Linked DNA regions of Mus musculus: all the other regions are linked to region 4. A link is a loop called in an ENCODE intact Hi-C map of the cell type or tissue named here. Cell type or tissue: left cerebral cortex. All regions are shown on one strand. Links, peaks and the distances in the headings refer to the core of each region. The heading gives the core; the rest is flanking DNA. Region 1 holds the start of Zdhhc5 (zinc finger, DHHC domain containing 5). Region 2 holds the start of Clp1 (CLP1, cleavage and polyadenylation factor I subunit). Region 3 has its middle 5.7 kb from the start of Rtn4rl2. Region 4 overlaps Ssrp1 (structure specific recognition protein 1).

Region 1 (7,950 bases), core at 2,672-5,171, 330 kb after region 4:
AATTTAGTAATTTAGGTACTGTGAAAGTGGAAAACAGGAAACAGGATGGAATTAAAAGACCAAATGGGTTTGGGATGCAATTTTAGTGGTACAGACATAAGACATTGGATTCCCTTTTCAGTACTGCCTAAAACAGAGCAAAACAGAACAGCAGGGGTGGACAGTTGGGCAATATTGGGGACTAACAAAGAAGACTTCACTCTGGATCCCAAAGCATTGGTATGTGTCGAAGCTTTGAAAAGTGTAGTGTTGGAATGGTGGAGCCACAAGCCCAACTGAAATAGATTGGGGAGGCCAGGTGCAGGTTCATCTTCCAAGAAACTTTTGTTAAGAAACGGGGTGGAGGGCTGGCAAGATGGCTTAGCAGCTAAAGGCACCTGTTGCCAAACCTGACAGAAAACTCACTCCCATAGTTGTCCTCTGACCTCCATACACGTGCCACTACTACCTCACAAAATTAAAAAAAAAAAAAGCAAAAAAAAAAAAAAAAAAACCAAAAACATGACCTCCATACATGTGCCACTACTACCACACAAAATTAAAAAAAAAAAAAAAGCAACAAAACAAAACAAAAAAAAAGAACAAAAAACAAAAACACCTAGGGGAAAAATTCAGTAAAGGGGATTTAGCAGATTCAGGTTCTGCCAAGGCTTCAAGGCCTTGCAAATACTAAGCCAAAACGCTGCCTTTGAGCTTCATCCCCAGTTCCAGGGAGAGTTCAATGAGGGCAGGGAGTAAAGAGTATTTTAATGTGAAGAGGTTAAAAATGCATTAATTGCTGGGCAGTGGTGGCGCATGCCTTTAATCCCAGCACTTGGGAGGCAGAGACAAGCAGATTTCTGAGTTCAAGGCCAGCCTGGTCTACAAAGTGAGTTCCAGGACAGCCAAGACTATACAGAGAAACCCTGTCTCGAAAAACCAAAAAAAAAAAAAAAAAAAAAAGCATTTATTGCTACAATGCCAAAAGAAAGTATTCTTTTTGCTAAGTTGACCTGTGACACTGGTTGGCAATTTATAATCATGAGAAAATTCAAGGGAAGAGAGGATTTGAAAAAGCATAATGACACTAGAGAAAAAGCGTTAGGTATTATTTGATATATTTGTCAAAGTAATTTATTTCAAATATGATGATCTGGATAATTAATACATTGTTTTAGTCTTCATTTTACTCTGGACTATTTTTCAGAAGTCATCTTATTAAAAAAAGAAAAATGGAATCCTTGTTATGCCTTGGTGTCTTTGCTCCTTTGTGGGTTCTTTTTTGCCACCTTCATTCCCCACCCCTCCCACCCCCCAGTTTCACCTCCTATCACTAGATAGGATAGAAAGGACAGAGAGAGAGAGAGAATCTTAATTTCTTTTTTCTTTCGTTTCTTCTTTGAGCACTACTACTAACAAACCACAACCTGAATGACCAACAACCACCAATACCAGGGCGCTAGCATTTATATACCCTCTGAAAAGTTCCTAGAATTCCAAACATCACACAATCACAGAAACTGTCTGGAGCTGGCAAAACCATGCCTCTGATAATGCACTGGGCAGTCAGTCAGCTGCTGGAGAGAGTCCAAAGCAGCACCTTATTCCTACATCTGGAATTAAAAGGAAAACACAGTCTTATATTTTTGTGTTTTTTAAAGAAACCAAAATCCAGCAGGGCGCGGTAGCAGAGGCAGGCAGATTTCTGAGTTTGGGGCCAGCCTGGTCTACAAAGTGAGTTCCAGGACAGCCAAGAGTATACAGAGAAACCCTGTCTCAACCCTCCCCACCCTCCAAAAAAAAAGAAACCAAAATCTAAAATTGTCACTATATCTTGGGACAGTGATTATGCTTCTGCTAGTGCTCATCCAGCTAAAATTAGGCTGACAATCCAGTAGTCTAATGTCCCTAGTGACCCTGAGGTATTCAGTACCTCTGGTTGGATGATGGAACCCTTTTTCCATTTAGTATGCTCTGGCCAAAAGACATGATGATTCACACAGGTCTTTGTAGAAAAATTGGGTTGGCAGGATGGGTCAGTGGGTGAAAGGACTTCCTAGGCGTGACTGACAACTTGAGCTCCTATCTGTAAGCCAAGAGAGAACCAACACCCAAAAGCTGCCTGAACTCTGTCTGCCTTCTCTCTCTCTCTCTCTCTCTCTCTCTCTCTCTCTCTCTCTCTCTCTCTGTCTCAAACAAATAGTTTTCCTATTTAAAAAGGTAGGAAAATCAAGAATGCTTCACTTGTTAAGTAGAGAAAATAAAGCTTTAAAATCCTAGAGAAATAAATGAAATTTGACCCATCTTAAGGAAACATTATTTTATAGGCAGAATATACTTGATAGGGTAAATGTTGTACCTCCAAATAATACTTTAAAATTATTCATAATGCTGAAGATTTTTAAAAATTCTCTCCTTAGACCGCTCTATTGGCCGTGCTACCTACTTCCTCCATGTGTGATGTGTGAGCCACAGCCCAGGCCATACCACCATTCTGCCATGGTCTGAGAATTTACCCCACAGACGTCTTCGCCAACGGATTTTTCAAAATAAAGTTCCACTCCTTAAAACATGTATGCTCGTAACGGTTCCAATAAACGCTGCATTTAAGCCAGTAGTAAAAATGATAAGGGATAAGACTAGAGTCTAAAGAAAAAAGGGTAGATTTTTTTTTTTCTTTTCTTTAACTGGATGCCTAAGGCTGAAGTGTCAAAGTTAAATCAGTAACATTTGAAGTGAAGTCAAGGAAACAATGACAGGACTTGGAAATAACCCTGAACGAGACCTTCGCTTCAGGGAAGCGGCTCGGGGATATCTTTTTGAAGGGCTGTTATGTAACAGAGCTCCTTTACAAATGAGAGGTGGCCTGAAGCTGTAAGAGGAGAGCCCTATGGCAAAGCCACCGGGTCCACAGCCGTCTCGGCTTAATTAGGGCAAAATGTAGTGCCGCGATCTTCGGAGAGTTAGCCAGCAGCTCGCCAGGGACAGGAGCTATTCTAGAAAGACTTTTCTTTTCAGCCTGCTTTCTCAAATTGGGTGAGGTCAGGGCGCCCATTCCTCGTGTAGTCGTGGAGGTGTCTACGCCTCGCACCGCGCACTCCCAGTGCTTCACTCCATCGGCAAGCACTGTAAATCTAGGGATAGCAGCCGAGCTCCTTCATCTAACCCAGCCTTGGACAGAACCCTCTCCTCAGACTGTTCAATGGGCCGTGCGCCTCCTTCCTCCATAGGTGAGGCCATACCACCACTCAGGAATTCTGCCACGGTCTGAGAATTTACCCCACTGACGCTTTCGCCAACGGATTGTTTTAAATAAAGTTTCAGTCCTTAAAGAAAAAAAAAAAAAAAAAAAGTGTGTGTGTTGGAGGGGCTGCCCGACCGAATCCTCACACCAATGAATGAAGAGGCAAGGAAGGAAGCCGGAAAGGCTTAACGGTGATTGGCTATCGTAGATGCTTTTCAGGACTGTACCAGGCCAACTCGGAGGAGGCTGGTGAACTAAGAAAGGGCATCTGCTTGTTTTTGAGCACTTCCGGTACATACGTAGAATTTTTTTTGCTTAAAAGTTTTTCTTGACTACACTACAAATGGGAAAGCGGACAAAATAAGAGAAAGATCTCGCCAGACCAGTTCCTCGTCCCCAAACCGGCGCAGTTCGCCATGTCCCCTCTCCCGACCATCCAGCCAGACACGACGGCCAGGCGCGCGCGCTCCCGTGTCACTACGTGTTTGCGGCGCCGTGCCCCTGCAGCCAATCAGAAGGCGAGGTCGCCGCGGTCGCCCGCGGTCGCGCGCACGCTCTAGAGCGCCGTGGGGGCGGGGGTTAGGGGGTGAATGGAAGAGTGAACGGGGGCGGGCTCGGCGGCGCGAGCCGCATGAATGAGAAGAACGTGCCCCGCGAGAGACGTCGCCCGCGCCCGCGCCCGCGCCCGGGAGCCAATGGGAACGTCGTGAGGCTACAGACCGGAGGCTGAGGGCAGCGGCCGCGCGCCGGCCGCACAGAGGCGAGCGTCGGCCGTCGGGAGCGCGCGGCGGCGGGGCGGGCGTGGAGCGTGCGGGGGCCGCGCGCTGCCTCTCAGAGGCCAGACGGCACTGCTGGGAGGCGGCGGCGACAACGACGGCGGTGACAACGACGGCGGCGGTGACGGGCGCCGCGCCGGGGGTGAGTACCGGGGACGCTGGCCCCTGCGGAACCGGAAGTGCTGGGCTAGTGAGGTGGGAGGGGAGAGTGACCTCTAGGGAAGGGGGACCGCGGAGGGGAGGAGGTTAAGGCCCTACCCCTCCTCGGGCTGTACGGGCCCCGAAACGGACGCCCGCAGACTAAGAGAGCCGCGGCCGCCCGCCGGGGCTTGGACCCGGTTGGTGCCCGGCTGCCCAGTTGCGGAGCCGCCGCCCCTTCCTTCCCCGGCCCGCGGTTCTCTCAGCTCCGGCGGGCCCTGCGCGCGGTGGATTCCGTGTTTTCTGGGCCAGGGGTAGTCAGTCCTGCCCCCGGTGATGACTCCCACTGCTCCAGCTGCCGGCCGGGGACTGTACTCCTTTTACCGCTCCGCGGTTCAGGCCCCTCGCCCTACACTCCACTGGTCCTTATTTTGGTTAGAGCTTCGTCCTGTGGTTACCTGTTCTTTCTCCCATCCATCGGCTGCTTCTCCCTACCCCCCACCAGCCAGGTGCTCCATGCTTTTATGCTTTTAGTACTTTGTACTTTATTTTACAAGTAGGGCTTGAATGTATCTGACAGTATTTTATCACTAGCCGTCTATTCCTGGGGAAGTTTAAAGTTCCTTAACCAGTTGGCCAAATGAAACCACTAAAACGAGAAACAAGAAAGTGACTAAAGTTATTAGAAGTAGTCGTAGAATAGATACATGTTACATTGCAGACCATTTTTGTCCTCTTGGGTTTACTTCCTGGTTAATGCCATCTTGTCCAGGATAATCTTAGGTTAGATCTCCATCCTTTTATCCCAGTGTGAGCCTGCTTTGTATCAGACAGATCTGTCCGGTGCTCATGAATGCATACAAATTCATCTAGTGTTTGTAAGAATTCTATCGCCAGGTACTTGGGCACCTACGTCGATCTGTAATAATACTCTTTTTAAACTTCTTCTTGGATCTTTCCTTCATAGCATGTATTCATTCTTCTATATGACATCTCCATTTCTATATATTCAAATTTAGTGTTCTGTGCTATAAGGTTTGGTTATTTTAACAAATAATACATGTGCTGTCCACTGCACTGCTCCAAAGGAACTACTTATATCAAACCTTATGAAAGTCTTCAAACTACACATCTTGAATTGTTTGTTGTTGTTTTGAGACAGGATCTCTGTACATAACTGTTGCTGCCCTGGAATTCACTTTGTAAGACCAAGCTGATTTCTAACTCAGAGTTCTGACTTCCTGTGCCTCCCAAGTGCTGGGATTGAGGTCGAGAGCTACCACACCTGGCTCTGTATTGTTTGTTTTATACATACATATTTTCACTCAGTGATTTTTTTCCCCCTCAGTCAGCATGTGTCACGAACATTCTTGTCCACTTTAGTGATACTGTTGTGGATACACCAGCTTGTGACTGATGAACCACACTCGCCTTTCCGGTTTCGTCCCTTCTCTTTCTGCACCACATTCCTTTGATAAGACTTGGTGTGTTGATATTTATACCCAATAAATTATTTTATCTTGTCCCTTCTAATATCTATCTTAACATTTCAGACGATGGTCTCATTTATATTTCAGTATGCGGTTCCATAATTGCATGTACTGTACCGTGGCAGAATTAGTCTGTGTGGCTTTCGTCCTGTAGTAAATGTGACCTGCAATAGTATAGGATTCACTTTACGTAATAGTTAGGTAATTTTCCTTTTATCTTTGGAGTTTTGAGGGAAACGGTTCCTTTAATAATACTGTCTACAAATCAAATTTGCTTGTTCCAGTTGATAAAGATATTTAGGCCTAAAGTCAGGAAACAGAAATAAGCATAAAATCAGGACTAAATAGGATCTGGTTTTTAGTTGGACCATAGAAACTTAATGGAATCTTTGGGCCTTCTTTCTAATGTTACTTAACCCTCCCCCCTCCCTCCCTCCTTCCCCCCTCTCTCCCATCTTATTTATTTATTAAATTTTTCTTTTGGGACAAAGTCTTACTATGTAGCCCTTGCTGGCCTGGAAGCTATGCATACCAGGATGGCTTGGAGAGATCCACCTGCCTCTGCTTTTCTTTTTCTTTCTTTCTTTCTTTCTTTCTTTTTTTTTTTTTTTTTTTTCCCCAAGACAGGGTTTCTCTGTATAGCTCTGGCTGTCCTGGAACTCATTCTGTAGACCAGGTTGACCTCGAATTCTAGAAATCCGCCTGCCTCTTCCTTCCAAGCGCTGGGATTAAAGGTGTGCGCCACCACGCCTGGCTCTGCCTCTGTTTCTTGAGTGCGGAGATTAAAGGCATTCACCACCACAACCGAGTGGTGACAGTAGCAGGCTCCTTTGCCTTCTCTGTCTTAGGTAAGAACAGAAGTGATAAATTCCAGAACACATTTGTATTTCATTGTCTGGGGTGTTCGCTGTTTTATGTTTTAATAGCTGCTATTGTTATCAAGTAGTATACAACTTGTTGGGGAATAGCACTGCTTTCATTTGAAATTCTAACTTAAGCAGAAACCTTGGTCTGTAGATTCCAAGGTATCATTAGGCATGTAGTGTGGTAGAAAGGGTCTATGTCAGCAATTATACTCTTGGGTTAGGAACCTGGCTACCCAAGTGATTCAGTGGAATGGCCCCAGGCATTCTCTAGCCTTCAATTTTATAAAATAGGATAAGGGACTTTGTCACCAGATAATGTGAGTAAAGTGCTTTGAGATCACCAGATGAAAAGCATCCTGTAAAATTAAGGTGCTCGTGTTGTTTTGTTACTGTGATCAACAGAAATAATTGCTACTCTACTCATACTGAATTAGGAGGAGTTTAGTTTGCCTCCGAATAGGCCAGTGTTAGGAATTAAAAACTATTGAATTTGGAGGAAAAGAACCAATCCTTGTGTTGAACCTAGTCTCATAGAGAATATTTCACCTTTTGGTGCAAGATCAATTTTTTTTTTTTTTTTTTTTTTTTTTTTTTTTTTTTTTTTTTGCTTAGGACCCTTAATAGATGATTCCAAAAGTCCAAAAATTGAATTTCTGCCTCTTTGGTGTTGTAGCTAAAAGCCATAGGCATAGAAAGAGGCACACAAAAAAAGGAAATGATAGTTGCTGTCCTATTTTTAAGCTTCCTTGCTTTATTATAGGAATAAATATCCTCTTTGTCCAAAGAGAAAAATCTGTTTTAGCAGTGCCCTTCACTCCTGTGCCCTTGTTTGCTTTTAGATTTTTATATTCTTGATATGTTTTGTTACTGTACTTCTGTCAAGAGAGATGGTCTTTTAAGAGCTAGTCTTTGGATGACTTTAGGTCAGATAAGACTAGGTTCTCCTTCCAATCAGAATAGCCCTTAAAAAGGTGAAGGACTCAGAATGTATTTTCCACTCCATTTAGAGTTTATTCTCACATACATAGAAATGAATTGGAAAATGGTCTTTCTTTCAAAAAGCACTTTGTAACAATGACCTGTAGAGTTTTAGCCTTGGTGTTCTTAAGAAATACCATGAAAGCATTTTTTTGATAAAGATAATTTGGTTTTCCCCAGGTAAAGCACCATATCCCATCTGCATCCAGGAAGCCCAAGATTGAAGACAAAAGATCAGAGACATTGACTAACCTGGAAACAGGGACATCTTTGGAACTTTATCTACAGTAATCTTTTAAACTGTCATCAGGTGAAATCAACTTCATCTTATTCTGCTTATTGAAAAGGACATGGCTTCTTCAAGGATTTTAAATTTCCTTTTAGTTTTTTGTGAACTTTATGGGAAACAGAGCCCTTAAAAGGCTTGGGAATAACAAGAAGAGATTGAAAACAGGCAATACTGCTGTCTGTTTTTTTCT
Region 2 (7,950 bases), core at 3,404-5,903, 320 kb after region 4:
TGCTATCTATCTCTCTTCTCACATGTGAGGGGTGAAGATTAAGGCAGGGAAAACAGGTAAAGAAAGATCCCATGGGTCCTGTAAGAAGAAAGGGAGATTCTGAATACTCAATTGGGATCAAGTCTGGCGTGTAGGTAAGCTCTGAAGACACAGTGTGTGTATCATGAGGGTTAGTACTAGAGGCCTGAAAATGAGAAGAGCTGGCTGAAGAAAGAAGGACTCTGAAATGATGGTTAGCATCATTCAGGAAGCTGAGGTGAGAGGATCTCTCTCAGTAAGCAGCCAGCCTTAAGTACACAGGGAGTTGCAGGCCAGTCTGGGCTACAGTGTGAGCCTCTGCCTAAAAACAGGCACGCTGGTCATGATGGCTCATGTCTGTGATCCCAGCACTGCAGAAGCAGAGATGGGAGGATCCAGAGTTCAAGGCTCTCAAAATACAAAAGCCAGAAAGAAAGATGGCGGGTGTAACAGATAAAAATGGTAATACTGGAGTTGTGAAGATGGCTCAGCAGGTAAATGCACTTGCTTTCCAAAAGCCTGACTGAAAACCTGAGATCAGTCCCCAGACAGAATCTCTGTCAAGGTCAAAGGACAGGGTCCACTCCAAAGCGTTGTCCTCTGGCCTCTGCACTGTGGCACATTGCCACCCCCACATCATCACCATGACACGCAGCATGATGAGCCCAACAAAGGAAAAAGAAAAGAAGGATAAGAGGAAGATGACTTTGAGGGTCCAGGCTTGAGGAAAAGCAGAGAACAGCCTCTAGGCTGTAGAATTAGAGCTGGAAGCAAAAGGGATGTTCATAAACTTAAATCAACAAAGAAACAAAACTATCAAAGGTTTAGCTGTAGAGAAGGACCAGGACACAGGACAGAGTGATGGGGTGTCCTACGGGGGTCGGGTGCAGGCAGACTGCCAGAGTGCCTGGTGAGATTGGAAATGAAGAGAGTGCAGGCAACAAGCACACTCAAATGGCTTGTATACCGTCCTTTTTCTGTATTTAAGAAGTGAAGTGGAGCAGAGTGTGGTGGTGGTACACGCCTTTAATTCCAGCACTCGGGAGGCAGAGGCAGGTGGATTTCTGAGATCGAGGCCAGCCTGGTCTACAGAGAGAGTTCCAGAACAGCCATGGCTACATGGAGAAATCCTGCCTTGAAAAATCAAAAAAAAAGAAGAAAAAAAAAAAAAAGAAAAAAAAGAAGTCAAGTGGAGAGCAATCTCAAAGGGAGGAGAGGGCTCTTGCTGATTTCAGCTTGAGATGGTTATACACTATCTGAGGAAAGATGAGATGGTTATACACTATCTGAGGAAAGATGCCTTTCAGGTAACTGGGACGCATTGAAAGTGGAAGCAAAGAACCAGACTGGGAAGAGTGAGTTCCGAAGAAAAAGGATTAGGCTACATGCTTGCTAATGGAAGTCTAGAGCTAAAATTCTGAAGAATGAAAAAGGATCAGCCTATGCCGAATAGTTCGTTGAAAAGCTAATGCCTGCATGGTGAATGAATGGCGTAACTAAATCACATCTCCAAAGAAAACTGTGAGAGGTGACAACTACCTGCCTGAAAACTGAGTGCTAGGTAAGACCAGCAAGAGAAAGGTAGACCAGAAAGTTCCCCTGATCTCTCAGTTCAAATTCATCATGTGGGCAAGGATGAACAAAGTATTCACCTGCTTTAAAAACCAAACAAGGGTTGGAAAGATGGCTTAGCAATTGCAGCTCACAGTTATTGGTAACTCCAGTTCCAGGAAATCAGGCCTCTTCTGATCTAGAAGCGCATCAGGCATGCACACAATGCACACACATACTTGTGGACAAAACACTCTTCTACATAAAAATATGTGGGGCAGTTGTGGTTCACACCTTTAGGTCCAACATTCAAGAGGCAGAGGCAGAGAAGATGGATCTCTGAGTTCAAGGCCAGCCTGGTCTATGGAATGAGTTCCAGGAAAGCCAGGGCTACACAGAGAAACCCTTTCTTGAAAAACTGAAACAAACAAACAACCCCAAATCACAAACAAACAGTGTGGGTTGGGTGGAGTAGCTGAAGAGTTGGCTCATGGGTTAAGGGCACTTGTTGCTCTTGCAGAGGTCCTGGATTTGATTGCCACATGGCCTGCTCACAAACATCCAGTGCTCCATCATCTTCTGACTTCTGCAGGTGCCAAGTATGAGCGTGGTCCACATATATACACACAGGCAAAACACTCACACACATACATCTTAAAAAAGAAACCCAGAAAACCTGTAAAATGGAGGTTACAGTTATAACTACAACATAGGATTCTACCTGGGATTAAATGAATATATACCCATACAGCCATGGAACAACACCTAACAGCTAACACTGTGTAATTGTTTGCCCATTATTAGAAACTGATCCGGCCCCCTAAGCTCTTGGTTTAAATGTTTTAGTTATGATTCTCTCGTTGCTATAATCAAATGTTTGACAAAAAGCAACTGAAAGGAGGTTTTTATCTTGATGAATGGTTCGGGAGACAGAGTCAGTCAACACGGGGAAGACATGGCAGTGGCAATGGCATGCAGCTATGGTGGTGAAAACTTGCTTACGTCTGGCCAGATCAGGAAGTAGACAGAGAGGAATGTGGGTCCTTTTTTTGTTTTGTTTTGTTTTGTTTTGTTTTTCGAGACAGGGTTTCTCTGTGTAGCCCTGGCTATCCTGGAACTCACTCTGTAGACTAAGCTGGCCTCGAACTCAGAAATCCACCTGCTTCTGCCTCCCAAGTGCTGGGATTAAAGGCGTGCACCACCACCACCACCCGGCTGGAATGTAGGTCCTTAAGTGGCCTTTCCTTTTCCTCTTCTGATTCAGTCCAGGACCTCAGGCCATGAAATGGAGCTGTCCACATTCAAGGCAAATCTTCCTCTTCAGTTGCATTTTTCTGAAATCCTTTCACAGATACACCCAAAGTTGCACCACCCTTGGTGTCCAAGGACTGATTCAATTAAGTTGGCAAAAGAAATGAACCCTTGCCAGGCGTGGTGGCATACGCCTTTAATCCCAGCACTTGGGAGGCAGAGACAGGAGGATTTCTGAGTTCAAGGTCAGCCTGGTCTACAGAGTGAGTTCCAGGACAGCCAGGGCTACACAGAAACCCTGTCTCGAAAAACCAAAAAAAAAAAAGAAATGAACCATCAAAAAAAAAAAAAAAAAGAAAAAAAAAAAGAAAAAAAAAAAGATCTACCTTTAAGCCTTTAAATCCACCTTTAATGTTTTTAAATCCAGTACTCTGGGGGCAGAGGCAAGTGGATCTCTGTTTGAGGCCAGTCTGGTGTATGTAGTGAGTTCCAAGACAGCCAGAACAGTGAAGACACTGTCTTAAAACAGCAGCAGCAGTAGTAGCAACAAAAACAACAAAAGTCTACCTCTACTAATAACTGAGTTCTTGAGCAAATGTCACTGATTAGCCTAGTTTTCTCCTCAGATGAAATTGGAGATGTTATACCTACCTGGGTTTGTTGGGTATTTTTTTTTTTTTGTTTTTTTGTTTTTTTTTCGAGACAGGGTTTCTCTGTATAGCCCTGGTTGTCCTAGAACTCACTTTGTAGACCAGGCTGGCCTTGAACTCAGAAATCCGACTGCCTCTGCCTTCCAAGTGCTGGGATTAAAGGCGTGCGCCACCACTGCCCGGCTTGTTGGGTACAGTGACACAGACACCTGGAACTACTTTGAAAAATGTATAAACAGATATTATAGTCTCCCCAGTCTATAATAAAAACTTAAGGCTAACATCAGATACTTTCTATATTATAGGCATTGTGCTTAGCACATATGTCTCATCTAATCTTCAAAACAACTTTAGGAGGTTGAATACTGTTATTATTCCCATTTTATAGACAAGAGATGTCTCAGGGAAAGGGAGCCTGTCAGGCAGTAAAATAATATAAGTTTCCAAAGGCCATACTCATGAAGTGGATTATAGGCGTGGAACCAGTTAGCAGTGGTGTCAACGATTTTGAATAACTGTCAGATGTGCATAGAGAAACAGTTTAGAATCTGGCAGAAGTTGTTGGATAATGACTGATTCATAAGATAAACGAAAGAAATCATAGGACTTTTATTCTATATTTACTAAAGTAAAAAAATCAGCCTGGTTATTGGCTTAAGTCTGTAAATCCCAGAAGTCAGATCAGAGGCAGGAGAATCTCATGGAGTGCCAGGTTGGCACCTTGAGCATACAGAGGAGGTGGGGGTGGGGGCAGGGAGAGAGGGAGAATTACACTTTGTTTCTTCTATGTGCCAGTTCCGCATAGACTCAAATGGGTACTGCTTGACCTGATGTGTGTGTGTTCGCGTGCGCGTGCGCGTGTTTCTGCCACTTTCCAGCTGCCTGGGTCTCCGGCTTAGGCTAACTTCCCCACTTTTTGGCTTGTGGTCTAGTCGAGCAGAGCTCTGATCTAGACAGTGATGCAATGCCTCTCCCTTTCTGGTCGCCCTTAGCTTTCCTGGACAGCAGATAGGGAGAGACCCTATAACCACCTCCCTCCCGAGGGCGAACCAGCAACTTCTCCTCTCCGCCTCCGGTCGTCTTCCCACACAAAGTGACGGCGCTGCCCCGCCCACCTCCGCGGGTCACCGAACAATCCTTGAACTATATTTCCCAGAGGGCCAAGCGGCGACGCGCGCTCACTCACTCCAAACTACAGGTCCCAAGATGCATCACGCGATCGCGTCTTCTACTACTGCGCAATTGCGGAACCGCCTTTGCTTTCCGGCTAGTATTTAGGTGAACGTTATTCGTGGTTTGCTGAGGTCCGAGGTTTGCTGAGGTCGGAGGTTTCCAGAGGTCCCAGGTTTCTGTGAAGCTGGTTTTGAGTCCGTGCCCGTATAGGTAAGGCTTAAGGATCCCAATTACCTTTGAGAAGCCCCGGCAGATTTTGGTGTCGGAGCTAACTAGACCCAGAATTGTGGTTCAGAATTAGAAATAGTAATTTAAATTTCTTTGGTAGTTTGTTGTTTGTTTGTTGTTGTTATTTCGAGACAGGGTTTCTATGTGTAACCCTGGCTGTCCTGGAACTCAGAAATCCACCTGCCTCTGCCTCCGCCTTTCAAGTGCAAGGACTAAAAGGCGTGTGCCACCACTGCCCGGCAGTAGTTTCTAATTTACAATGTTTTGTTTTTCCAACTGTGGTCCTTGTTATTCCCGGCCCAGCACCGTTACAAGAGGACGTGTAAAAGCCCACCATATAGCAGCTGGGGAGTTGGTTCAGGTATTAAGTCGTTGGATTATAGTAAGTAACTACTAGTAGTCCCAGAGTTGGACATGCAACTGTTTTCTGAGTCTGCACCCAGTGTCCTGTTCTTTGCATACGATTCAGAGCTTGTTTCGTGTTGGCTAAGGGAGCTGGACAATGGGCATGTGTTACTTTGTTTTCCAATAGAGTGATGGAGGAAAGACTATGCAATTCAAATCTCCTGTTAGTTACATCGGTAGGTAGTTTTCTTTTTATGTCCTAGTCATTCACTCTTACTTTTTGTTGAGGTGTGTTACTATTCCACCTACCAGAGGCCCAGGAGCAAACAAAAATACCTTTACTGCTGGATAGTGGAGGCGCACGTGTTTAATCCCAGCACTTGGGAGGCAGAGGCAGGTGGATTTCTGAGTTCCAGGGCAGCCTGGTCTACAGAGCATTCCGGGACAGCTAGGGCTACACAGAGAAACAAACAAAACAAAACAAAACACCTTTAGCTTCTGGTTGTGGAGAGACTGGCTGTAAACAGTGAGTCTGGCAGCAATAAGAACTGCAGAAAAAGATAAAGGGACTAAACCAGTGGAAGATTTTTTTGAATAGTGGCCTGATGTGGTGATTTAATCAAATGTTTAATTTGGGTCCTAGGCACGTCAGCTTTACTGGAAAGATGAGCGAGGAATCCAATGATGACAAGAAGCCAACGACTAAGTTTGAACTAGAGCGAGAAACAGAGCTTCGATTTGAGGTGGAGGCCTCTCAATCGGTTCAGTTGGAGTTGTTGGCTGGCATGGCGGAGATCTTTGGCACAGAGCTGACCAGAAACAAGAAATTCACTTTTGATGCTGGTGCCAAGGTGGCTGTTTTCACTTGGCATGGCTGTTCTCTGCAGTTGAGTGGCCGGACTGAGGTGGCTTATGTCTCTAAGGACACCCCTATGTTGCTTTACCTCAACACTCATACAGCCTTGGAGCAGATGCGGAGGCAGGCAGAAAAGGAAGAAGAGAGAGGTCCCCGAGTGATGGTAGTAGGTCCTACTGATGTGGGCAAGTCCACTGTGTGTCGACTGCTACTCAACTACGCAGTGCGTTTGGGCCGCCGTCCTACTTACGTGGAGTTAGATGTAGGCCAGGGCTCTGTGTCCATCCCTGGTACCATGGGGGCCCTGTACATTGAGCGTCCAGCAGATGTGGAAGAAGGTTTCTCCATCCAGGCCCCTCTTGTGTATCATTTTGGCTCCACCACGCCTGGCACCAACATCAAGCTTTACAATAAGGTCAGAACTGGAATTTAAGAGGGGGTGGAGGGAAAAGTTACAATCAGGGTAGGAAGTAGGGAACTTTGTTACTTAGAACTGCAAAATTTTCCTTTTGAATATAATTGCCTTTCTTATTTTTATTTTTTGGTGTGGTATTACTGCCACCTGATTTCATAAGATCATTTTAACATAAGTCAGCTGTAGACTGCATAGCATCTTGTGGCATTATTCGTAGTAACTCATTATTAAGAGGTAAAACAGGAAGCAGGGGGCTTGGAGACATGGCTCAGCAGTTAAGAGTCTGGCATATGCTGGGCAGTGGTGGCTCACACCTTTAATTCCAGCACTTGGGAGGCAGAGGCAGGTGGATTTCTGAGATCGAGGCCAGCCTGGTCTATAGAGAGAGTTCTAGGACAGCCATGGCTACATGGAGAAATCCTGCCTTGAAAAACCAAAAAAAAAAAAAAAAAGGGGGGGGGTCTGGCATATACCTTTAATTTTAGCAGATTCAGAGGCAGTCCAGTCTCCATAGTGAATTCCAGGACATAGTAAGACCCTATTGCAAACAAAACAAAACCAAAATCAAAAACAGTACTACTCCTGTCAAGGGTCAGAGTTGACTTCCTAGCACCCATGTCATGCTATTCCCAGTTGCCTGTCACTCCAGTGCTAGGAGGATCTGATGCCTTAGGCCTCTGTGCACCTGCACTCATGTGCACAGGCAGACATACAGATACATAATAAAAAATAAAACACTGTAAAAAAGAAGCTTAAGTAACATAAAGTTAAATCCATGTTATGGGGTTAAAACCACAGTCATTAAAAACATCAATTTTGATGTTAATATATCAGTGGGTATTGTAGCTGATCCCTATAATCCTAGGACTTGGAAAGCTAAGATAGGACTTTCAGGAGTTTGAAGCTAGGCTAGAGCTTTGTACTAAAACCCTGTCTCAGAAAAGTAAAACTACTGGGGCACTAAGGTTAAAAATACTTTGGTGCTAAGGTTGCATGTAGCTCAATTGCCAAGCACATTTCAAGGATTGTGGTTGGGTTTCCAGCCTGTAAAGCTTTTGGATGATACCTATTACTCAAAGAGGAACTTAGATGGATTTAGGAGCTGGAGAGATGGCTCAGTGGTTAAGAGCTCCCCTACCAGAGGGCCTGAGTTCAAGTCTCAGCACCCACTGGTAGTTCATGACTAACTGTAACTCAAGCTCCAGGGGTATCCTACATCCTCACACATGAAAACAACAATGCACATGAAATAAAAATTAATACATCACTAAGAAAAATAGGTTTATTTTTGTTCTTTTGATTCTTTTCCAGATTACATCTCGCTTAGCAGATGTGTTCAACCAAAGGTGTGAAGTGAACAGAAGGGCTTCTGTGAGTGGCTGTGTCATCAACACCTGTGGCTGGGTCAAGGGCTATGGTTACCAAGCCCTGGTGCACGCAGCGTCGGCCTTTGAGGTGGATGT
Region 3 (7,402 bases), core at 4,845-7,344, 160 kb after region 4:
CTAGGTTCTTTGTCTATATAATAAGCAACTATAGATAAGGCTGCACTGCTCTCAGTCTACAGATATCCACGTGCACACTTCAAGAATAATTGCAGGATCACTTCCTAAAATGTGAATTTCTAGATCAAAGAGTATGTACATCTTAAAGTTAATAGCCATTTATCAAACTGACCTTCAAAGCAGCCGTACCAATTAACACCCGTACCCATGATAGATGAGAGTGCCTCTGTTCTCCACATTCTGGGGAGGCAAGCAACTCATAGATCAACACAGAAAGGAGCTGCTGGCCTGTTAGATGATCCTTATCATGAATAAGACTCAAGTGCAGAGCAGTGGGCTGAAGGCTCTTGGGAAACCAGTGACGCCCTACTTGAACTTTGGCATTTGGTTTTGCTTTCTGTTTTGTTATGATTGTTTGTTTTGTTTTTAAACAAGGTCCTGAGTATCCTCCCAGCTTCCCTGGAACTCACTGCCCAGTCCAGGATGTCCTTGAACTTTTGATCCCTTGTCTCTCAAGTGCTGGGAACACTGGCAAGGTTTTGAATACTTGTTCTGTTTGATTTGAGCAAATCTCTAGCTCATGGCAGGTCTCATATTCCTAAGGTGTAAAGCATAAATCTTTTAAAAACCATTTCTGAACTGGGTGGTGGGTGGTCCATGTCTTTAATCTCAGCTCTGGGAAGGCAAAAGTAGGTGGATCTCTGTGAATTAAAGGCCAGCTTGGGCTACAGAGCTAGTTCCAGGACAGCCAAGGCTACACAAAGAAACCCTGTGTTGAAAAAACAAACAAGCAAACAAAAACAAATCTGATCATTATAAAGATCCAGCAGACAAGAGTACTGCAAATTCCCAGGTAGTGGTACTACAGCAGTCAAGTATCTGAAGCCAAGTTTCCACTACGAATGATTTGATCTAGATTTGACCCGAGCAAGACCTGGGGAAGTGTTGTCCCTGAGGTAGAGGGTGCAGTTCTGAATGTGTCTTGTAACAGGGGCTAGGAAAGCTCAGGCTGAGGAGAAAAACAGGGGCTGATTCAAGACCTGGAAGTGGAAAAGAGAAGGACGTGTAGAAAATGTGATGCCCGAAAGAGAGACCGAGACTCACTGTGAGACAAATTCAGATTTTATCCAAAGGAAGATAGACAAGATCATTGATTCTTTAAAAACTGTACAGTCAAAAATACAGCCAACCCACTTAAATGATTCCACAGTCCCCCCCCCCAAAAAAAAATCAGGTGGAGGGGCTGGAGAGATGGCTCAGCCCTGTCTCACTGCTCTCCCAAAGGACCTGAGTTTGGTTCCCAGGACCCACATCAGGCAGCTCACTACTGCCTGCAACTCCATTTCCAGAATATCTGATGGGAAGGCCAGAGGGATGGAAGTTAAGAGCACTTGCTGCTCTTCCAGAGGACTCAGCTTCAGTTCCCAGTACCCACACGGTCGGTGACTCTCAGTCATCTATAACTTCAGTTCCAAGTGGATCTAACACCTAGGCACCAAGGCAAAACACTCATAGACATAAAAGTAAATAAGCAAGCAAGTAAATAATGAATAGCTTTATAAATAAAATGCTAATGAAAGAATTTAAGTGTTTTGAAAGTGATTTGATTGGAATTTTAAAACTAAGTGATTTATGTTACACTCAGTGTGAACCACAGCTATCTCGAAATCATGGTGGCAATACATTAGTGTCTGGAGTTTCTCAAACACTGGTATACGATGCTGGTTTTAGAATTCAACATGATTTCTGTGAGTCACACAGACTAGAGTTAAAGCTCTTTGGCTGGACAGGTAGGCTAGCCACACCAGAACACAGATTCCTAATTTATAAAATGGGAGTGATATTTTTATGTCACAGGATGCCTGCAAAGATGAAGTCACATGCATAAGGCATTCATTCACTTCTTGGAATGTATGAAGTGCCCTGTAAGTGTCTCAATTGTAATTACAGTGAGTGGAAGCTAATGAGTTTTACTTCATTGACCATATAAGATTTTGTTGTTATAGAACCTATTCCGTTATGGAAATAAATTTCAACATTATTAACAGATAGTTAAGCAAAAAAGAAAAATCACCCATCACTCTCCCAACGGTTGCCAATTTTCGTTTTTGCATAGTCTCCACTTGACTTTGTAAATGAGTACTTATTTTGCATGCCTGCAATCAGCATTCATGCAAATTTTGTGTCCTGCCCTTTATCAACAAACAAGTTATAAACAGTTTGCATGTTTCTGCATATCCTTGATTATTACCAGGTTTTCGCCTTATAGCCTTGCATTGACTAGAGCAGCCGTGGTTTTTTTAACCATCTCACTGCTTGGAGAAATGAAAGAGAATGATTCCACTGGCATGCCTGGGGGCTTTTTTCCACCTACTGAATTATGTTCTTTAGACCAATTCCCAGAAGCGGGCTTAGTGGGTCAAAAGATAACAATACTCTCAGGGCTCTTGTTGCATATTCACTTGGTTGTTTTGCAGGCTTGCAGACTGCTTCCAACGACTCGCTTGCACAGATTTTACCCAGCCTTGCCAGCGCAGGATGATGATGTCTGTTAAATTCTGCTAATTTAATCAGTCTGAAATGCTACCCTGATTCAGCTTTCATTTCCATCTCTTTGATCACAAACAGTTTGAACTATTTCCCAAGTATCTGTTTGCTCTCTTCCTATCCAACTGGGTGAAGCAGCCGGCCACATCCCTCACCTCTTTGTCTATTGAAGTCTTTCGATTCATGTGCTAGATTCCAGGGAGTGCCTCAGAGTCCACAGAGAGGAATCCTTTGCTAGCCAGATTTGGCCGCTGAGGTTTTTTGAGCAGAATGATGCGTGAGCAAGACTACACCTTAGGAAGATTAATTCTCAGCTTAATTGAGGAAAATGGACTGAGAGGCAGAGATATCTGTCAGCAGGATATTGTAACAGGGATCTGGACTAGGCAGTGACTGCAGACCCCAGTCAGTAGGGGTCTTATGTCCCTCCTTCTAAGGCATGTGGCTCTTCTCTTCACCCCTATCCTACAATCCCCCTCTTTCCCATGAACTTGCCCTCCCTTGAAAATCCAGTGGAACCCAGAGGGAAAGAATTATTCTGCTCTATCTGCTCACTACATAACTAAAGAAAGTCTTTCCCAAAGAGGATCTCAGACATGCCAAAACGCCCACCCTTATGTGATGTCTTCATAAAGGTAATGCAAAGAAGTGTAGTTATAGCAATACGGATGTTTGGCTCATTGGGTTTTGTTTGTTTTGTGTTTGTTTGTTTGTTTTGTTTTGTTTGCTCTCTAATGTGGTCCCCAGACTAAAAATCTCTAAGGCAACCCATCTAGTAAACACCACAAACAGGACTTCTAAGCACTGCCCCACCTCCAATTTAATTTTTCACCCTTTGATAGATACCAGCATGACCCAGACCCCAGCAGAATGTATGTGTGACATGGAAATATCAGAGACATTGACAGGGCTCACTTCTGCATACATAAAATAAGTGGAATGAGAGAAAATGTGAACTCTGAACTAGGCAAGTCGGCAAGTTCATGGTCTTAAGGATACAAGAGTCCCTTCATCCTTCAAGGGACTCCAGTCCAGGCAGTGGGACCCAACTTTTGAATTACTATGCCTCCAGGAAGCCAAATCTTGACTGAAGCTCAGCACTATGTGGGGCTTCAAGAAAGAGAGATTATTAGTATGTACTGAGGTTGCTCAGTCCTGATCCTTTTGGATGAAGTCATGTGACTTCTTGGCATGGCTGGACCTAAAATGTACAGAGTTGGGGTGCAAGTGCAAATAGAAATATTATTGACATAGGCTGGGAGTTCTCTCCTCACACAGCAGTCAAAGCAGGCAAGACTTGCCCCTCTGAGTAACCCTTTGCTTCCCAAGCCGCGGCCACCCTTCCTGCATTCTACAAAGAAATCTGATACTAGAAATCTGCATTCAAATTTAGAATGGATTGATTCCACGAGGTTCTATACAGAAATATACCATGTCCTAGTCTCTTCCAAACTATAATTTTAGCCCTAACAAGAGTCCTCAAGGACAAACACACAAACACCCAGATCTGCAGATCTATGGTCTGTGAACATTCTCTCTAATGCACCCCCCTCCCCCGAGCCAAGCTTCTGTTATGGGAACAGAAAGGTGGGTTGGAGAAAAGGCTCATGAGTATCCTCAAAGGAGAGTTGGGCCTTGATAAAAAAAAAAAAAACAAAAACAAAAAACCTCTGTAGTCCCTAGCACCACAGTGAGCATACAGGCTCTAAGAGGCCTTAGGTAAGTCTTATCTCGTGGATGGATATTGCCTGGAGACAGACTGGCAAGTATGGAGCTCAAGGCAAGACTCTTCTGGCTCCAGTTTGTGTTTCATCTGCTAAACGGACTACAAACAAAACCTCCCTCATAGAGTTTCTCTAAGCCATCTAGTGCACAGAAGTTGGTGGCCTGAAATAAGTAATGACACACAGTAAGTGCCATAAGTAACATGAATTGAATCTTCTGGAACTAGAGTTACAGATATTTGTTAGCCACCGTGTGGATGCTGGAAACCCAACCCTGGTCCTCTGCCAGAACAAATGTTCTTAACCTCCAATTCACCTCTCCAGGTCCCAAACATGACCTTTAAACTAATATTGTTTGTTTGTTTGTTTGTTTGTTTGTTTGTTTTTTCTTCCTCGATTTAGAAAGGTCTGTTTTGGTGTCCTCTCCCCCACAAGACTAGCAGAGCAGGTCATGATCCTCCAGCTGCGGGTGCATCTTGAAGATGATGCAGTGTGTGTGGTAATGGACCAGTTCCGAGTAATGCAGGGGAACATCCACTAGCTCTGAGTGGTGGATAGAGAGAAAGCTAAGAACCCTAAAATGAAGTTCCACAGAATCCCTACATATAAATCCTGATCATCTACCGAGCCCATACACCACCCACTGCCCAGAGCTGGGACAGTAAGAGCAATGTGGACCCTGACTGATAGACCCCAGGTTAAGTAGCTTCCATCCCAGAAGGAAGGCCAGAAAGCCAGGCTCTCAGGAACTCCAAATCCGCGATGTTCCCTTCAACAGTGGGGAAACTGAAGCCCTGAGAGGCCATCCCAGGTTACACTCACAGGAAGGATTGAGGCTGAACTTCTGGTTGAGTTTGGGAATCCTGCCATCACGGTGAACAACCTTGGCATGTGCTAAGAGATGCTAGCAATGTCAAGTTCAGCTCCATGGGGAGGCCATCATGACTAAGGACTCACAACCCAGCACGACCCTTTACCCCTGATGAACTTAGGTTCTAACTCTCCTTTTTACCCACAAACTGCAGAGTCTGGTCTCCAGGTCGTTCTAGGCTACAAGCACAGGTAGCGACACTATTTAGCATTCTTGAGCAGGGGGTCAGAGACTCTGTTAGATTTTTTTTCATGCTTTATCTCATTTAATCCTCAAACAACTCTATGATCTGGGAACCAGAATTTTTCCTCTCTCGTTTTCTACCTGAGGAGCCTGGAGGCTTAGAGAGCGCTCAGCCCCTTGGTGAAGGTCATCTGTTTAACTAGTGAATTGTGCAGCAAGGCATGCACTAGACAGAGCCTCTGTGTTTGTGACCACTGAGCAATCTCAAAATATGCATTTACTAAACAGTGTTCTAATGTTGAAGGTGCCAAACAGGAGGTATTTAGGAGGGGGTGGGGGAGGCTCTGTTAACTCACTAAATGGCACCACCAGAAAGATTAGGGGTCCCAGTGACACAATGAGAATACTCATGGAGGACATATTGTGATAATCTGGCTAATATGCCACCTCCTTCTAGCCTTCTTTTTCCCAGAAACTGGCTTGATGGGGGGGGGGGGGGAGTGCGGGGAGGGGAATAGTCTATATTCATCAACCCCTTTCTAGAGATCTTTGGCTTCCACTAGGACTGCAGCTCCGCATATAGCCACCAGAGGGCGAGCCATGTCTGTGGCCAAGAGTACCCAGAGCCCGGCCAACTGTCTAAGCAGAGATCTGTCTACATGACCAGGCCACCTTCCCCGGTTACACTGAGCCATCAGTATACCTCTTGGGATCTCCAAACATTTCGCTGCCAAAAAACAAAAACAAAAACAAAACAAACAAACAATCAAACAAACGAAAATACCCATCACGAGGTCTGCCTCTAATGGGTCAGCCCGTATCAAAAAAAAAAAAAAAAAAAAAAGACCTCGAAACAGCAATGAGGCCAGCTTGCCTTGGGAGCTGGAGACTATGTAACCTGATGAATGCTACTTTCTCTATGTACAAATGAGTAAAGGGAGTGTAAGGAAGAGAGTGAATGGGCCGGGGTACTTAGAGAAAGCTGGTGCTCAAATCCAGAGAGAGTTGTCAGAGTGCAAGGAGAGGGGCCCCCAAGAGTAAATGTCTGGAGAAGCAAGAGGTGGGAATAGCCCACAGGGAAATCCAAACGCACAGCAGGATTCTGGGAAACCGCTACTAGCCATCCGCCCACCCACCAGCCAGCGGTCCAACAGCCTTGCTCAGCACCTGTTGGACACACTGTATGAGAAGCATTTCCTGCCCTCAAAACGCTGGCAGTCTAGAGGAGCGAGTGGTGAGTCAACAGATAACCATGGGAAACCCGAACACCTGTACAAGGCGGTGGCTTAGAGAGCTTGTGGCTGTCTAGGGAATCCCAACTTGGGCTGATGGAGAGGCCTGGAGCTGAGGACCCTCTTCCCCACACAGCTCATCCCAGGATGGGGTTCCCCTCCAAGCTTTGGTTGTCTGCCTGTGCTGGGGGCCAGTGTCCCCTCCCACCCCTCTCAGAAGAGCTGAGGCCCAGGGAGTCGATGAAGCACACCTGAGTCAGCCCGCCGCCCACCCGCCCCTCAGCGTCTGTCTCCGCATCTTGTGATATTTCGCTCCCCGGGAGCCAGCCCCATTGCGCTCCGGAGGCAGCTCGGCAAACAAATCCAGCGACAGATTGTGCCGCGGCTCATTCCGGGGAAGGACGCCAAATCCCACCCTGCTACCCCCAACACTCCCTCCCCGCCGCCCCCTCCAGCACTAAACACCCCCCCACACCCTCGCGCACGCTCCAGGAGCGGGCCCTGCACAGGGTAGGACCCAAGGAAAATCAAGGCTCTATTCCAGAGAGAGGAGACCCAAATATGCCCCTTTCTGTTTCTATCTGACCTGGAAAAAGAGAAAAGCAGGAGAGAAAATTCAGGGACTGCCAAGCTGCGAGCCCCGGAAGCAACGTAAGATAGAACCACCAGGGGGCACTCCAGAATGAGGTGCAAGAGTCTGAGAGCAGCTACCACCACCAACATCGCAGCCCAGCCAAGAAACAAGATGAAAGGGAGGAAGGGAGTAGAGACAAAGAGGCGAGGAAACACATGCGGACTTGGAGAGGCCAAGAGGAGGCTGGGACTCTCTCTCTCTCTCTCTCTCT
Region 4 (7,950 bases), core at 1,883-4,382:
TTCCCTTTAATTTCTCAATCGTTTTGGCTTCAGCTTGGAATTTGATGAGGTAAAGCCAGGGCCTAGTCCTGTTACCATAGCAATGGCCTCCCACTGGATTTCCAGGGCCTAGCCAAGGGGAAGGAGGAGCCGGCCCAGGATGGGCAGGGAGGACAGACTGGGCTTGATTGCTTGTGGGGTGGGGGGTGTAACTGAGAGGAAAACTCCCTGGGGTTGCCCCTTCCAGGACAGTCAGGGAGGGACCTGCAAAAGCCTGTGACATAGGAATGGGTGTGCACCCTAAAGGAGTTTTGAGGGGTCAGAAGAAACTAAACCAGATGATAGCCACATGGTAGTAGCCTGTGCCAGGAGCCTCTGGAGCTGATATTGTAAGATCTAACAACTAAATGGGTCTGTCACTTCAGAGCTGTGCGACTAGTCTAAGGCATACTGCTTAAAAAAAAAAAAAAGTATTAAATGAGTTTCAAGTCAAACAATGCATGCAAAATACCAAGCCTGGAAGTGGTAAGTAACAGTTGGCCATTATTAATGTGACTCCATTCAGTGTCTCCCATGAGCTAACTAGCATCCTTGGTAACCACCTCTACCTACCTCTCCCCCTACCGTAGGCTGCGTCTCTAGACCATTCCTTCATGTCCCCCCCACCTCAAATTCTTCAGGCCTTCCACCCCCTCAGTTCCCACCCTGGCTGCTGAAGCACCCTCCCACTCTCAAGCCCCCCCTCCGGCTCTGGTGGTGACTAGTGAACACTGCTCCTCTGGTTCAAGAGCAAGGGAGACATGCCAAACACATGGAATGCACAGAGCCCTGGAGGGCAACCCAACCCTCTCCAACCTCAAGGCTCCCCTCCCACTCCAGCTGCTCTGAGAAGACAGTTCTCAATTCTAAGAGACCTGTGGTGCCCAGCCTTTGCAAAAGATGTCCCCATCCGCTTGACCCTGTCCCAGCTTATTTAAAGAGGGTACAGACAGTAACTCCGTCAATGTCAAAAGGCTGATCAGCCAACTACCAGGGGCTGTTTTCCTTGTATGTGGGTGAATAACGCTTGAAGGCGGAGAGATGACAGAAAAATTAAATTAAATTAAAAATATATACAAGATTGCTTGCTTGTCCTTGAACATTATTACAAGGGATATGGTGAAGGTGGTTAGAAATGGAGAAAAACTAGTCCAAAACAGAAAAACCCTCTCACCTGCGGTTGAGATAGGGGCTTGATGGACACCTCTGAGGTTAGAAAGAGCTGCAGAGATGAAAACAGGCTCCGAGTCCCCAACAGGGGAGGCGGTTACAGTACACAGGCCCCAGCCAGGAGCCCCAGGTAACCAAGGCCATGTCCATAAGCTGCAGAATCGCAGTACCTCAAGAACTCCCCACTCTTAGTGGTCTAGGGAAATCAGGCAGCCCTGGGAGTAGAGGCTGCCCCCAAAGAATGGAAAGGAGCTATGTAGCCCCAGCCCTGGACAGACACTCAGAAGGGCCTGAGGGCAAGCAGGGTCGTCCCTAAAGGTCTACCACTGGATGTTCAGCTAGTGCGATCAGGAGGGCTAAGTGTTGGAAGAGGGGGGCCAACAGGAAGATGGAACAGCCCAGGGCAAGGGGCTGTTTGGAGGGCCTCCGTGGGGAGCTTACGGACACCGAGCGGCTAGCCGAAGAGGAGGAGCAGACGAGGGTGGAGAAGGAGGGGGCGGCAGCAGCGGAAGACTGAGCGAGATGCCAAGCAGCCCTCGAAGGAACAGACGGAGGACTGACGACGAGGACTCGGTGGGGGCGGCCTAGCGTGGATGGGGGCGTGCCGTGGGAGCTAGGGAAGGGGGCCGGTGAGGGCAAGGAGGGGGTCCCTCGAGCAGCTCCGCCCGCCCCCGGCCCCGCCCCACCCTCGCCTCTCCCCGCTTTCTTCTGGCTCACTGCACGGACGCCTTCCACCCCCGCACACACGCGCCAGCTCCGCAGCGCCCGAGCGCCCCAGGCCCTCGCAAACTTTCCTGGTGACCCCCTCCCACCGCTGCCGCCCCAATCTAAGGTCCCGGCTGCTAGGCGCCGGGTTCTTTCCATGCCCTTCCCCGCCCCCATCCCCAGACCCCGCCTCCTCCGGCTGCCGCGCACTCACGCGCTCCCCCGGGACCGGCTCCACTCAGCGAGGCACCCCGACGCCAGTGACCGCTGCTGCCGCCGCCGCCACCGTCACCGCGGGACCGAGCCAGTGCAAGCCCCGGGGCCCCTCCCCTCGCTCCGCCCAGAGACACGCCCCCATGTTGCTCATGAATATTCATATAGGAAACCGGGAGTAGGAAAACGAAGCTGAAACAGAGTCGGGCGCACCATATGCAAACAAGCACAGATCCCACATAATTATTCATGACCTTGTAAATGAGGGGCCGGTCCTGATTCAGATTTAGGCGAAACTGACGCAATTTTACCCCAGCGCCACCGAGATGACTGCCTAGAGAGGAAACCGCCCTGGACAGCTTTCCCTGAGCCTACACTGATTACAGCACCATAGAGCGCGGGCAGCACGAAGGGAACTGTTGGCGGACTGAAGAGTCTTCCTGTTACACCTGAGCCTCCTGAGAGCGGCAAACGACGTGGCCACCCCCACGTGGATAAATTCTGATTGAGAGCCGCTGTGACAAGTGGGGTAGTTTTTTCCCTCCTGTTATGTCTCCTTTAAGATCTTTTAAATACAGTTACCAAACACAAAGTGGTGTAGCCCTCCCTTGCCAGAATCTTCTTACACTTAACTTCACAAACATGCACAACTCATTTTCTACAATCCTCCTGACTCAAGTTTCCACTCTACGCTAGAAAGTCGATCCTCATTCTATTATCTCAAGCCTTGTAAGACCCTGACTCATAAGGTGATTTTAAAAGGAGCTCAGAGCCGCCGCCGCCGCCCCCCTCTGTTGGCTAATGGAGTGGAGTGAACTATGAGAGGCTTCCTAATCAGATCAGTACTCATTTCTTGACTCTCATGTGGCACAGTTCCCCAGACAAGGGTGAAAACCAATGCTTGTCCGGCTGGAAAGGACACGATGTACCTGGAGACTTGCTTCCCAGCTGGGCAGGCAGGAGGGCCCTGCCGGTCAGGGAAGGTAAACACCACATGCAAATTGGGAAAGGAGACATAAGGACATCGTTTCCAAAGTCATTTCCCTTTATTAAATTGTTTTCACAGACCAGAAATACAAAATAAAAGTAGAAATAGGCCCCTATTAGGAGCTACAGGCCTGACTTGGCATGACCCCTGCTGCAGCAACTTGAACAGGACAGGAAGCAGCTTTTACTACAGTCAGAAAGTAGGAAAGTAGGCTGAGGACTTGGGTCCTTCAATGCACTGCGAGTAGAAGACAACACACTCCTACCGAGTCTCTCTCCAGATTGCAAGGAGCCTTCCTTGCAAAGCAGCAGAGGTTAGGTGCTTCCCTCAAAGCCTCAGGGCAGTGGAAGCCACCAAGAGCAGTTACTCAGATGGCACAGAATCCAAGGACTATGTGAGAGACTGGAGCTGTGACGAGGTGGGAATTCCCTCCTTTATTCATCAGATCCCGAGGCAGAGTCCTCTGAGCTTGGAGGGGTACTGGCTAGCTCCTCTTCAGAGTCCTGAAAAGCAAAGTTCTTTTAGGGTAAATGTGTCCCAGCCAGGTGGGAAGAGGGCTGCTAAGGCCTAGCTCTTCCTTCAACTCCTGAAATCACCAAAACCTCACAAGTCCACCCGCCCACTCCAACTCATTCCTCTCAGACCAACCAACGGGACCTGACCCACCCCAGACACACACAGCCCTCAACCCCCCACATTCCTGCCGCACCTCGCTCCGCCTCCTCTTCTTTTTGCTCTTGTTCTCGCCTGAAGAGCTCTCATCACTGGACACAAACTCTTTGCTCTTGAAGCTGTCACTCAACTGCCTGGATGAAGACTTGGATGACGAGCCCCGGGAAGGAGTGGACTTTTTTTCCATCTTTGCTTTTACTTTCTTTTTCTTCTTAGACTTGTCCCTAGATTAGGCACATGGGAAAGAAACCAGGTCATTAGGCTCTCTATTACTACATAGGCGATGTATCTCCTAGCTTTAATGAGGACTTTTCCCAGTACTGGCCACACTATTCTCACCATGACAAATGTAGTGTCAGCCGTCAGCCCAAAGTGCACCAACGGATAAGTAAGTACCCCCAGAAAAACCAGGGTCACAGTCTAAAGCAACTCACATGCAAAACTTACCGGACACTTTTGTCGTATTTAAAAGCTCACGTGGACTTTTCTTTCTGAACTATTATATTACTTCAAATAAAACTGATCTAGGAAAATGGCCTATATTTATCCCCCAACCTGAAAGCATCACCCATACTTGGCAACGGCATTCAGGGATTTAAGAAGCACTACTCAAACTGCTGTCAAAACCGAATAATTCTCTATTCTGACCTGGCAAACACAATCTGCTTTAAGCGGTTATTAGCCGTTTTGTTCCCAACACTCACCTTTTAGATGAGTCCCCTCTTCCTCCTTCATACTCTTTCATGGCTTTCTCATACTCCCTCCTAGCATCCTCAGCCTTGCGGTCCCACTCCTGCCACAAGCACAAATACTCCTTCAGACTGATGCAAGCAAGTGACACACCCTGCACCCCTACAAAGCCCTTCCTGCTCCCCCTCCTTCCCACCGCTACTCACCTCCTTCTTCTCTTTGGACATTCCCTTCCAGATCTCCCCTGCCTTCTTGGAAAGATCTGTGATACTGATGCCAGGATGATCCGACTTGATCTTCTCGCGGCTTGCATTAAGCCACAGCATGTACGCAGACATAGGCCTCTTTGGGGCGTTTGGATCTTTACCCTTCTTTGCCTATATAAGAAACCAAATGCCACCAGCCATCCACATCCCACAACTATCCCAAGCTTCCCCCAAAGAAACTATTTGGGAAAGGAAGAGATGCAGGAAGAACTAAATCGACTTGGGCTACACAGGCAACTTTTTTCTCCTCCAAGAGATCCCCTGGGGCAGAGGCAGGTATCTTCTAATTCAGAGACTCACATCTGGTCATGTGCTGAGGCTAAGGGACAACCGAGGGCTCAGTCCTAAACAGAACATCTGTATCACCAAGGCCAAGGCTAGAAGAGGGAGCAGGTAGTAGGCAGGAGCCAGAAAAGGGGAGAACTGCTAGAACACAATGCCCAGCATGGCTGCATGACTGCAAGCACTCACAGCTAAGGGTATTTGCCTGCTGGAACTCTACCAGAGACAGGAAAGGCATCCGTGAGGGCTTACTCCCTCCAAGGAGCTATGTGTAGTTAATGGTTGCTAAGAGCACATGGATCATTTCCATCAGTGGTGTAGCCACTGGTAAGCTACTGATGCTCCAGCAACTCACCCTCTTCCCATGCTTACCCATCACACAAGCGATTCTTACTAAACTCAGAAAAGAAAGAAGTAAAAGAGGTACCAATTAGGGAGCTGAGGGAGGGGGGAGGGAAATCATAGTACACTAAATATATGTATAAAATTGTCAAAAAATAATAAACTAGTTAAATGAACAAAAAAATAAAAAAGCAAAGAAACAAACAACAACCCACCCCAGATCCTCAAGAAACAAAGTATCCTAGGACCAAAAAGAAAAACTTAAGAAAATACCTACTGGGCCGGGCGTGGTGGCACACGCCTTTAATCCCAGTCTCAAAAAAAAAAAGAAAAAGAAAAGACCCACTAAGTCATAGCCAGCCTACAAAAAGCAGCACAACCAACAGCATCTACTGGTAGTGAACAGGAGGAAGGAAACAGAATCACACACATTCTTTTTTCCCAATACCTCTGAAGACTTCCTGCGGCTCTTTCGATCCTTGGCCATCTTAGCCCTTTTGAGCTGTTCCCGTTTCTTCTCTTCACGGTCACTGTCACCCTCATTGCTGGAGGAGCTGGCAGAGGCATTGCTGTCAAACCTGCCAGAACGAGGCTTAGACTCAGGAAAGGAAGGAAGGATGCAGCGATAGAAGGAAAGGGAATCTAGACATCTGCCCAGAAAGAGCCAAGGGAGTAAGTCCCAAGGACAGCTTCCACCACCATTTGCCACCCCAGCCTCCTGCCCTTCACTAAGATGGCTTCAACATCCCTTCTCAAAGCGGCCACCACGAAAGGTTATTTGTTGACTCAATCAGTGGCAAGCCAATGTTTCACAGGGCTCTTCTGCTCTAAGGCAGGCTTTCCTCTACTTCCGCCCTCCAGGACTGTACAACACTGTCTCCTGCTGGCCTGCAGGACAGCAAGTCTACTTCACCATTCCAGGTGGTCATCTCCTTAGTTTATACTACAATCTTTTCTGATAACGAGACAGCCCTAAAACGGAGGAAAACCAGCTTCAGCTGAAGCCAGTCCCTATGTCCGACTGTTCTGTCCAACAGAGCGCGTCTCCTCTGAGCAGCTGCTGACACCCACCCGCTGCTGAAAGATTTCCAAAGCACTTCATAAGCATCTGTGCATTAAGCTTTCTGAGCAAAATCAGTGGGCTTCGGAAGGATATTCACCATTTGGTTTTAATTCTACTACCCAATCTTTCTGGATCAACAGTTCCAGTTTTCTGCAGGGAAATAATTCATTCCAACTGCAGGGTCTAGGGTGGTTCTGGTCCATCAGAGCCCTGCACATAAGTATTATCTCAAGTTCAGGAAGGGGCAGGTGACCAGAGACCACACTATCCACGTGCTGTTCACCAGGAGGTGGTTCTGGGTGTTACACTAGCCACATTAAGCCTATCTAGCATTCTGAGGGGCATGGACCATTCTTTCTAAGAATAAAAGCAGGAGCAAAAAAATAGTTTCTCTACTATTTCTGAGCGCCTAGATCCAGTAGTGCCTAAAGTCAACTACACCCGTATTCTCTCCAGTTACATAAATTTAAAAAACAAAACAAAAAGCCACAACCCTGTAGAGCCAGGCTGGGCCACTTTCTTACAAGGACCACCAGAGTGTTAAGCGACTGTCAGAAGCACAAGGGTACTGCTGCCACTTGCCAGGTGAGATGCCTAAGCACAGCCTATTCCCATTCCCTTCCAATTTCTCTGGCTTCAAAGCACGCCGTGCACTAATATATATTCCTGGGCACCGTCACAAATGCATCTGTGTAGCGCCCGCCTCACGGCAGGTTACTTTTCCTTCCATCTTGGACCGCTGGCTAACTAACACTGGGACATGAGAACTAGTCAGAAACTCTCAAGTTTATAGGCCATAATCTCATCCCTGTGTGGTCCAGTCAAAACTCACTCCTCTGCCACATCTTCTTCTTCTTCACCAGGATTGAAGGACTCATCTGAAAAAGAACAAAAAAGGCATCAACTTCCACTCCAGTGGAAGCCCCACCCCTTAGCCAGACACCCAGCCCAGGCCACAGGTAGAGCCGGACTGCCCAGGCCGCAGCAGAGAGGCTAGCCCACCAGTCTCTTCTCCTGAGTCGTCGCTGCTGTCATTGGCATTCTCCTCCCGGATCTTGCCCTCCTCCTTCATCCTCTCCAAATAGGCATCATGCTGGTCTTCATCAGAGTCAGCATAATCGTCATAGCCTGGGTTAATGCCCTAGCGAGGGAAGACATGAGTGTCAGCCACCGTGTTCAAACCAGCACTTCTGCACACTCAAAGCACTTCCCCACGCCTGTGAAATCAGGAGACCGTGAGCGAGCGGGAATGTCTACACAGCCAACATGCAGGGCCTACTACACGGAGTTAATCCAAGCCCCTCCCTTTCCTGGCCCCACGGGGGCTCCTAAGAGGCTGCATAGACTGATCTAAGGCCATGCAGAGAGAACCTGCTCAGGAAGGGGAAGGAGCCACACGCACCTCTTTTTTCTATAAGGGTAAGAAGAGAAGAAAGAGTGAAAAAGAAGCCACCAAGTCTCTGCTCCTTTCTCCTCTACAGAAAGAGCAGGAGAGAGGCGCATCCTTCCCACAGATACCTCTTTCAGTCCTCTGTTCTTGA

The links. A loop is a pair of places that touch in the nucleus more often than their neighbours do. Peaks named below come from ENCODE experiments on the same cell type or tissue, not always from the same donor. Only the 100,000 strongest peaks of a DNase experiment are listed, where the experiment ranks them.
Region 1: a loop joins it to region 4, with 4 times the contacts of the local background. A loop is called at or near these places in 11 of 42 quality-filtered maps.
Region 2: a loop joins it to region 4, with 5 times the contacts of the local background. A loop is called at or near these places in 14 of 42 quality-filtered maps.
Region 3: a loop joins it to region 4, with 2.7 times the contacts of the local background. A loop is called at or near these places in 2 of 42 quality-filtered maps.

Annotation. Positions count from the first base shown.
Region 1 is chr2:84,711,174-84,719,123 of GRCm38, reverse strand. Zdhhc5 (zinc finger, DHHC domain containing 5) reads left to right here and starts at 3,960. Exons shown (of 12, transcript NM_144887.4): 1 at 3,960-4,141; 2 at 7,652-7,950. In left cerebral cortex, for the core only: no CTCF peak of the experiment used is centred there; DNase peaks (open chromatin) are centred at 2,899, 3,083, 3,443 and 3,759; H3K4me3 peaks cover 2,500 bases; H3K27ac peaks cover 2,013 bases.
Region 2 is chr2:84,724,066-84,732,015 of GRCm38, reverse strand. Clp1 (CLP1, cleavage and polyadenylation factor I subunit) reads left to right here and starts at 4,729. Exons shown (of 3, transcript NM_133840.3): 1 at 4,729-4,853; 2 at 5,860-6,487; 3 at 7,799-7,950. The coding sequence starts at 5,882. In left cerebral cortex, for the core only: no CTCF peak of the experiment used is centred there; a DNase peak (open chromatin) is centred at 4,651; H3K4me3 peaks cover 1,611 bases; H3K27ac peaks cover 1,037 bases.
Region 3 is chr2:84,888,684-84,896,085 of GRCm38, reverse strand. No RefSeq gene overlaps it. Among named protein-coding and RNA genes, the nearest start is that of Rtn4rl2, 5.7 kb to the right of the region's middle. In left cerebral cortex, for the core only: CTCF peaks have their summits at 5,927 (motif pointing right) and 7,210 (motif pointing right); DNase peaks (open chromatin) are centred at 5,933, 6,529, 6,933 and 7,234; H3K4me3 peaks cover 280 bases; H3K27ac peaks cover 188 bases.
Region 4 is chr2:85,042,293-85,050,242 of GRCm38, reverse strand. It overlaps Ssrp1 (structure specific recognition protein 1), which reads right to left. Exons shown (of 17, transcript NM_182990.4): 10 at 7,928-7,950; 11 at 7,412-7,550; 12 at 7,242-7,287; 13 at 5,795-5,924; 14 at 4,663-4,833; 15 at 4,471-4,559; 16 at 3,804-3,990; 17 at 3,129-3,597. The coding sequence ends at 3,529. It also overlaps a transcript of Tnks1bp1 not described here. Among named protein-coding and RNA genes, the nearest start is that of Tnks1bp1, 4.2 kb to the left of the region's middle. In left cerebral cortex, for the core only: a CTCF peak has its summit at 3,004; a DNase peak (open chromatin) is centred at 2,326; H3K4me3 peaks cover 1,204 bases; H3K27ac peaks cover 1,255 bases.